Linked DNA regions of Homo sapiens: region 1 is linked to region 2. A link is an interaction called in ENCODE POLR2A ChIA-PET data of the cell type or tissue named here. Cell type or tissue: OCI-LY7. All regions are shown on one strand. Links, peaks and the distances in the headings refer to the core of each region. The heading gives the core; the rest is flanking DNA.

Region 1 (4,399 bases), core at 72-4,071, 270 kb before region 2:
TTAAAAAAAAATAGACCTCAAAGAAGGTCTTCTCAGCAATTGACAATGAATTTAACTTTTTAGCAATCATTCTCTCTAAATTCCTGTGTGATAGCAAAAATTACCCTTACCTTTTGAGCATATAAAGGGTAAAGAGAGAAAAAGTCATATTGAAAATTATGGGTTTTTTGCAGGATTTTAAATGATTTGGCCTAGTGAATGGGTCTGTGTTTGTATTATACTAATTCACAATGGAGATTTCAAAACTCTTTGGAAGAAATGGATGGGCTTGGGTTGTGTTAGGGAAAAAAGAATTCAAGTCCAGATGTATGAGTCTCAGAAATAATTTGTTGGCATAGTTGTGATTATATAAGTAAAATCAGACAAATTTAAAGACAGTACTCTTTAATGAATCTTTAGGTTCCATAGGCAGTTCTTACCAAGAAGATGTCGATTCCATTCTCCAACACCCACTACCGAATTCCACAAGGATTTGGGAATCTTCTTGAAGGGCTGACACGCGAGATTCTGAGAGAGCAACCGGACAATATACCAGCTTTTGCAGCAGCCTATTTTGAGAGCCTTCTAGAGAAAAGAGAGAGTAAGCTTTCTAAAATTAGTCATTTTTTAAAATAAGAAACTAAGCATTTGTTTATGGTAAAACTTGCTTAAGACCATCTCCATTCTGCAGAAAGCCTTTTATGAGGCAGGGAGTTTCAGATAACAGTTCTTGCTCTTTGAAACAGTATGTACCTCTTTGATATGTTCTCTTAAATTCGTTTCATATTATCGAAGATTACCAGTTCATTATTCAGACCGTCTTCATTGTATTTCTCACGGACATACAGCGTGGAAGGTAACTGCAAAAGAGCATACATTTCTCGGGAGAAATCAGTGGGGGAAAAAAAGATCATACAGTCTACCCTCGCCACGTTCCAGCATACTGTTCCTATGCATCCCTGGCAGCTGACTGTTATTCCTGAGATGAGTATCTGTGGTTTCCTTTCAATTTTGATTCCTTCCATTTGAAAGTATTTTAAGTACTGCAAAAAGAATTCTGCACTCTTTAAATAAACTGATATTCACTGGGGTATATGAAACTGTTCTGCAATAACGGCACAGACAAACTGATTTGAAAGGTGGAATACCAGTTTGGAAAGGTAATTTATATTCTTTATGCTAAATTCCATCCTGCACAGAGACCCAGATGCCCACTAACAATAACTATTTGGTTGAAAGCCAAGGCAAAATTCCTTCACTCCTATAAATAAAATTTACAAATCCCCAACCTTGAAGGTTTATGACTGTCAGGACTTTACCAGTTTTGTACTAAAAACCTATCCTAAGCCAGGCATGGTGGTGCGCACCTTTAGTACCAGCTACTCAGGGGCTGAGGCAGGAGGATCACTTGAGCCCAGGGATTCAAGACGGTAGTGAGCTATGATTAAACCTGTGAATAGCCACTGCACTCCATCCTGGGCACTCCCACGACCCCTGCCCCAACCCCTGGAAAGCCATTGTTGATTAGAACATCCATTTTGTATAAATTCTTGTCATCATTACTTTTTATTACAGTATTCTAACAGAGTGGTAAAGGTGACTAGAAATAGGCACAAGCAAACAAACATTCTATTGTAATCATTTTATAGTGGAAGAAAACCTAGCACAAGGGTAGAATTAAAACAACTCCCACACACACTGCATAGCTCCACCCCTTGCTTTTTTTGCCCTGCCCTAGCAGAGCTCAAAATCTCTGCCAATTTCCTGAATGTTGCTGGTCTTTTCCATATCCGGTCAGGGTGAATATCTGTTGCACAATCTGAAACTTTAAATATTTTCCACTGAAAACATTTGATAAACTATATTTAGAAGAGGAACGTTATTAAGAGAAATCATTTGGCAATAGACTTGGGGGCCTATGTGAGAGCAGAGGTAGGAGGAGGGTGAGGATTGAAAAACTACCTATCAGGCATTATGCTGATTACCTTGGTGACAAAATTGTCTCTACACCAAAGCCCCTTAACACAGAGTTTAACCATGTAACAAATCTGCACGTGTATCCCTTGAACCTAAAATAAAAGTTGGAAGGGGAAAAAACTAAAATTATTTGGGAAAAGAGGTGAATTATAATGAACATCAATTTTATTATAAGATTAACTACAAATTCTTGCAGTAAAAGTCTTTAGTCATTTATTTAATTTTAGAACTCAGAAATATTCCATTATAAAAACATTTGCGTCATTGTTACTGGATCACAATAATTAAAGCAAATGATGATTCAGATTAGTGGTCTCAGGACACTAGCTCTCTAATAAACAATGGGTAAAACCATTTGAAAAAATTGTAAGCACCACACCCAATTCCACCCATGTCAACCAAAGACAAATTATCTAGAAGATACAAGTATCAGAATTCAGTCTCTTCAAAAAGGAAAAAAAACAATCATTATGGACCTCTGGCTCAGTCTCCCACACAATGCAAGAATTCCCTTGCCAGCATTCATCATAGGTGGTTACTACTCTTAATTTTTATTTTTGTGATGGGGAACATGTTAGTATATGATTTAAATGGTATTTCAGGTCACTAGGAAAAAGGTGGACTTTTTGTTATTTTAAGATAAAGGAAAAAGATAAAATTGGATCAATTTCTTATACACAAAGACAAATTCCAAATTAGTCGAGTATATAAATATTTTTTAAAAGAAACCATACAGATACTAGAAGAAAATATGGATGAATTTCTCTATAAGAGAAGAAAAAATTTTGCTAGCTAAATTGCTTTAATTGCTTCAAAAATTCGGAAGCAATTAGAGAAAAGATTGTTATAAATTGACAACATAAAAGTAAACTTTTACATGAGAAAAAGCACTGTGAGGAAAACAAAACTACAAAAGACAAACAAAAAATATTTGCAATTTATATCCCAATGGGTTAATAGCCCTAATAAATAAATAGTTTGTAAAAACAGTGTGTTATAGGCTTATAGAATCCAACAGAAAATATTGGCAAGAGGTATGAGCAAACAATTCACACAAAAATGAATGCAAATGGCACTTATGAAAGTATATTCAAACTAATGCATAATAACAGAAGTCCAAATCAAAACTACACTGAGCTACCAATAACAACCCCTCCATTACATTGGCAAAAAGCCAACATGCTCTGTAGGCTGTGGGATAATAAGCATTTATATACATTGCTGGTAGATAAGCAAAATGCCATAACTTCCAGGAGGGGAACTTAGCAATACCTACCAAAATTATATATGTATTTAACCTTTGACCCGGAGGTGCCACTTCTACACTTTTCAGGGCATCATTCTTTGTAGAAACAACCCAAATATCCACAGGAGTTTGAGTGAACAAACTATAATACATCTATACAACTGAATTATATATATAGCTGTTTTCAAAAATGAGAACTATCTCTCGATAATACTATGGATGATACTGTGGAGTGATTTTCGGGATATATTCAGTGAAAACAGCAAGATGGGGAAAAGTGTGCTTAGTGTGCTACCATTTTTTTTTTAAACACAGACGGGGGTCTCATGATGTTGTCCAGGCTGGCCTCAAACTCCTGGGCTCAAGTGATGATCCTCCTGCCTCAGCCTCCCAAAGTGCTGGAATAACAGCTGTGAGAAACAACACCTGGCCAGTATGCTATCATTTAACAAAAGAGGTTGATATGAATACATAACTGTGTGTGTGTGTGTGTGTGTGTGTGTGTGTGTTTGTGTGTGTATTTGCCACAGGGTTTGGCTCTGGCTCTGTCGCCCAGGCTGAAGTGCAGTGGTGTAATCGTGGCTCCACTGCAACCTCCCAGGCTCAAGCAGCCTTCCCACTTCAGCCTCCCAAGTAGTTGGGAACTACAGGCATGCACAAACACGCTGGGCTAATTTTTGTTTTGGGGAGTTTTTGTTTTTTGTTTTGGCAGAGACAGGGTTTTGCCATGTTATCGAGGCTGGTCTTGAACTCCTGAGCTCAAGCATCCGCCAGCCTCCGCCTCCTAAAGTTCTGGGATTACAAGAATGAGGCACCATGCCCAACTTTGTTTATATTTTTAAATGGAAAAGTAAATCTTTGAAAACTTAACATTTGCCTTTAGGAGAAAGTGAACAGGGTAGAGAGAACATGATAGAAAATATCTTGAATTTCGAATCATAAAAGTTTAACATAGTTATAATTTTAAATTTAAAATTGTTAAGCTACTCGGGAGGCTGAGGCAAGGGAATGGCTTGAACCCAGGAGGCGGAAGTTGCAGTGAGCCGAGATCGCACCACTGCACTCCAGCCTGGTGACAGAGTGAGACTCTGTCTCAAAAAAAAAAAAAAAGCAATTTCTAAAATGTAAAAGCAAAGTGAAACATATGAGCCTAACTAGTATAGACTGCGTGACATAACCATACAGAAAGGAATTATT
Region 2 (4,399 bases), core at 256-4,255:
TAGCAAAGAAAAAAAAAAAAAAAAAGAAAAAGGAACCTCAGTGCTACAACCACAAGGAACTGAATTCTTCCAACAACCATATGAGTTTGGAAGAGGACCCCCCCAGGCTCCAGAAAGGAACTTGGACAGCTGATACCTTAATTGAAGTCTGGTGCGAGACCCTGAGCAGCAGATCTATCTAAGCTGTGCGTGAACTCCTGACCCAAAGAAACTGTAAGAAAATAAATGTATGCTGCCAGGCATGGTGGCTCATGCCTGTAATCCCAGCACTTTGGGAGGCTGAGGCAGGCAGATGGCTGGAGTTGGAGACCAGCCTGGGTAACATGGCAAAACTCCGTCTCCACAAAAAAATACAAAAAATTAGCTGGGCATGATGGTATGTACCTGTAGTCCCAGTGACTCTGGAGGCTGAGGTGAGAGGATCCTTTGAGCCCAGGAGGTTGAGGCTCCAGTGAGCTGAGATTGTACCATTGCACTCCAGCCTGGGTGACACAGCCAGCATCTGTCTCAAATAATAATAAAACATGTATGCTGTTTTAAGCTGCTAAATGTGCAGTATGTGTTATGTAGCATAGAAAATGAATACAATTAGCATGTGTGCATTTATACTGACACAGAGGACTGAGTTCCAGGTTTGGTACAACACGGTATGGAAAAAGGACGGCATATGTAGAACTGTGAAATGAGCTCTAAACTGACTAATTCAGCTGAAGCAGGAGTATGGAGTCAGGGATGATCCTGAAAACCTAGGCCTTCAAAAATTTGAAGAAATATTGGTATCTTAGTTTGGGTTTCCTCAGAGGCAGATCCTAAGTTAACAAGTCAAATAGTTTATCCAAAAGGTAATTACAGCCAAACCAGGCAGTATATTGGGGGAATGAAACTGGAAGGAAAGGAAGCCAGTAAAGGCTGCATATGAAGCAAATCACTATTGTGGGCAGCTAGAGCTTATTCCTCTTGGGAGCCCTAGGTGGTAGTAAAGAATATGCCTCCTAGGGGATAGGGAGCTGGGGTATTTATCCACCAACTGCCATCAGATATGAGCTAAGGGGCTGCTTCTGAGGGGTAAGGAGATATTAATTTCTGAGGCTTCTTACCTCCCTCTTCTAACTGCTCTCTCTCTCTATATATATATGTGTGCGTGTGAGAGAGAGAGAAAGAGAGAAAGTGCTACTCTGCATTTGACTGTGTCAACCACTATATATATAGATATTTGCTTATTTATTTCTTCCAACCCCATCTTACAAACAAGAAAACAAACTTCTGAGAGGTCAGCAGCTTGTTGAAGTCATATAGCTGTTAAGTGACAAAATTTGGATTGGATCCCAGACAGATCACCAAAAAAGCTTAGGGTTTGACCAACCCCTAATGCACCAGTAGGAATTCCTCCTCCTGGTATAAGCTTTTACCCTCCAGGACCTACTCCCTGACTAAGCTCTGGATATGAAGCAGCCCTCTCTCCCCACTCCTTGGGCCTTCTAGTATTGGTGAAGGTATTTTCTTTCTTTCTTTCTTTCTTTCTTTCTTTCTTTTTTTTTTTTTTTTTTTGAGATGGAGTCTCACTCTGTCACCCAGGTTGGAGGGTTTCACCATCTTGGCCAGGCTGGTCTTGAACTCCTGACCTCGTGATCCACCCACCTCGGCCTCCCAAACTGCTGGGATTACAGGTATGAGCCACTGTGCCTGGCCTAGTGATGAAGTTATTTTCATTTTTATTTTTTGTTGTATAAATCTATATGCAAATGGTACTGGTGTTGTCTCTACCATAAGTTTGATTTCTCCTAATGGACAGAGGACGCAGGAGGCAAACACCAGCCAGAGAATTTGTAGAGCTGCAGCACATTGCCTGGGAAACAACGAGATTGTATGAGGCTTTGTGTTGAGAGGAGGCAGGGCCCAGCTCCTACAGCAAGCTCTGAATAAGAGACAGATTAGCTAGCTCCCTTCGGAACAAAACAAGCTTTCTGTATGCCTGGACAGTGAGGAATGGCCCTCCCCAAGAACATTTTCTTTTCTATTCGTTCTCTTTCTAAAGTTCTCCTAGGTGGCCCTACTCTGGGGGCCTCAGAAAAACATCAAATAGAAAGTAGAAATGGAGTCAAAAGGCTCCTTCATCCTGAAATTGGTTTTGCTGGCTGCAGATTTCTGTAAACATGAAGAGTTACTCAGATGAAAAGGGTTCTGCAGAGATATGGTGTCTCCACAAGATGTGGAGTTTGTTGGGAGAAATACATGATCCTGGGAGTGGCATGGGGTCCTGGGTAAATTTTGGAAGGGCAGCAAGGAGGGGCTCCCATTTCTCTGCTGAAAACAGGAGAACATCAAAGTCTTTTATACTGAGAGTAAATATTTGATTTTTGAATAGAATTCCGGCCTCCTCAGAAAGTGAGAGGGACTCAGGCTTGTGTCCATGGTTGCTAAACGTGCTCTATTCAGCCACTCTCCAGAGGAACAAAGAGGAGAAATTAATTGGTATTAAAGGGCTGGAAAGATCCAGCTTTTGCTGACCTATTTAAGATGCAGCAAGGACATTCTGGAGAATATCTCTGGAGTTCTGTTCTTGTAAAGCTTCAGTGCTTAAATACAAACAGGTTGAAAAATCATGGGGAAGCCACAAATTACACCCCAACTCATGAAAGCCTTCACTGTTTCCCTTCTCCTAGATCCTCAGATGGTGTCCACCCACCAACCGTGTCAGGGGAAGGATTCGCTGCCCTCTGCCGTCGTTCACCCTCCTACCAAAGAGGGAGGCTCAGAAATGGGAATCAGCTGGCCAGCATCTGATAATTGCCTACTGTGTGAAGAACACTCTATGTTCCAAACATTAATAAAAGTGGTGGGATGTGGAAGAGGAGGAAGGCGGCACATTCAAAAGTAATAGACGACACCATCCCTGGATCCCTGTCTAGGAGCTGAAATATATTATAGCTGGGAAGGCTGCACCTACATCTATAAGCAAGTATAATTGATAAAACATTTGCATTGCCCTTTACAAATTATCTTTTAGAATATTATTTTATTTAGCCTTCTAACAACGCTGTGCAGTGGGATTTTTTTTTCCATTTTTCAAGGAGGATCATGAAGCTTAGAGAGGTTAAATAACCTGCTCCAAGTCACACATTTTACAAGTTGGCACAGCCTAGACTCAACTGTGCTTCCTGTCTAATGTTCATAATGCTGTACCCCTGAAAGAGGTTTCCTTCACATTTGCAAGTTGGCACAGCTTAGACTCAGCTGTGCTTCCTGTCTAGTGTTCATAATGCTGTACCCCTGAAAGAGGTTGCCTTCAGCCAGGCCCAGAAGTAAAAACTAAGTAGGAAAAGGAGAGTTCTGAGACAAGATGTGAGAAAAGGGATCAGGCAGGTGACAGGACCATAAAAAAAAAAAAAAGCTTAGTAAGCAAGGGAAACTGGGCCCCCACAGGTTAGGCCAGGGACACTAAGAAGATAGATTTGTGATACACAGGATTCAATATGGGGAGGGACCACATTTCTTAAAAGGAGGCCCTAGCTAAGTTGTCAGCAGAGGTGTCTTGAAGACAGCCCCCAATTTTCCCCTTGTTGCAGTACTTACAGGATTTGGCTTTGTCTAGTTTAAAGATCCATGCCAAAGTCAGGCCTCCAAGATTCTGCATCTGGTTTGTGGCCCGACAAACTAAGGAATGTGATTTGTCAAGATCATTTGATTGTAAGTGACTGAAGTTCAACTGGAACTATCTGAAGCAAAAAGGGAAGAATTTCTTGCATTATGTAACAAAATTTTTCAGGGAGCAGGAATAATTGGAAATAAGACAGTATTTTATATCTGTGCTGTCAAATATAGTAGCCATTAATTAGCCCCGTGTGGCTAGTGGGACTGAGGAAATACATTATAAATTTCATTTAATTGTAATTAAACTTAACACATGTATCTAGTGGTTAACATATTGGACAGTGCAGCTTGTCATGCGGGCAGGAGAAGAAGACTCTTGATGGAACTAGTTAAAAAATAATCTTGGCAAAAGGCCATGGCTTAGGTCACATGCACAGCTCTGGATCAATCACTGTAGCAAGGAGACTAGAACACTATCCCAGGCTGGGCCATGTACTTAACCCCACAGTCACAGGTGGGGCCATTACTAGAAAAAGCGGGAGAAGGGATGCTGGGAAGACAAATCAAAATCTTCTAAGGTTTTATGACTCTATCTTGCTTCCTAAAAAAAAGTTAGCAAGCATTTACTGAAAGTCTATTATGCATGATATATTTTACATATGTAACATTACTTCTCACAAAACACAAACAAACCCTCAAGGGTCAATTGTTATTACATATGTTACATATCTAGAAATAAAGACTTGGATAATGTGACTTGACCACAGATAGTAAATTGCAGAACTGGAACATAAACCCAAGTTTAGCT

Evidence for each region. Peaks named below come from ENCODE experiments on the same cell type or tissue, not always from the same donor. Only the 100,000 strongest peaks of a DNase experiment are listed, where the experiment ranks them.
Region 1: POLR2A ChIA-PET joins it to region 2 with 8 read pairs; 7 of 35 experiments call an interaction of 5 or more read pairs at or near these places.

What each region holds. Positions count from the first base shown.
Region 1 is chr11:124,674,839-124,679,237 of GRCh38, forward strand. It overlaps SPA17 (sperm autoantigenic protein 17), which reads left to right. Exons shown (of 5, transcript NM_017425.4): 2 at 400-580. The coding sequence starts at 427. It overlaps LOC124902780 (a long non-coding RNA gene), which reads left to right and starts at 587. Exons shown (of 2, transcript XR_007062933.1): 1 at 587-724; 2 at 828-1,267. It also overlaps a transcript of SIAE not described here. In OCI-LY7, for the core only: no CTCF peak of the experiment used is centred there; no DNase peak of the experiment used is centred there.
Region 2 is chr11:124,940,737-124,945,135 of GRCh38, forward strand. It overlaps LOC107984406 (a long non-coding RNA gene), which reads left to right. Exons shown (of 2, transcript XR_001748429.3): 2 at 2,664-2,854. Among named protein-coding and RNA genes, the nearest start is that of HEPACAM, 6.9 kb to the left of the region's middle. In OCI-LY7, for the core only: no CTCF peak of the experiment used is centred there; no DNase peak of the experiment used is centred there.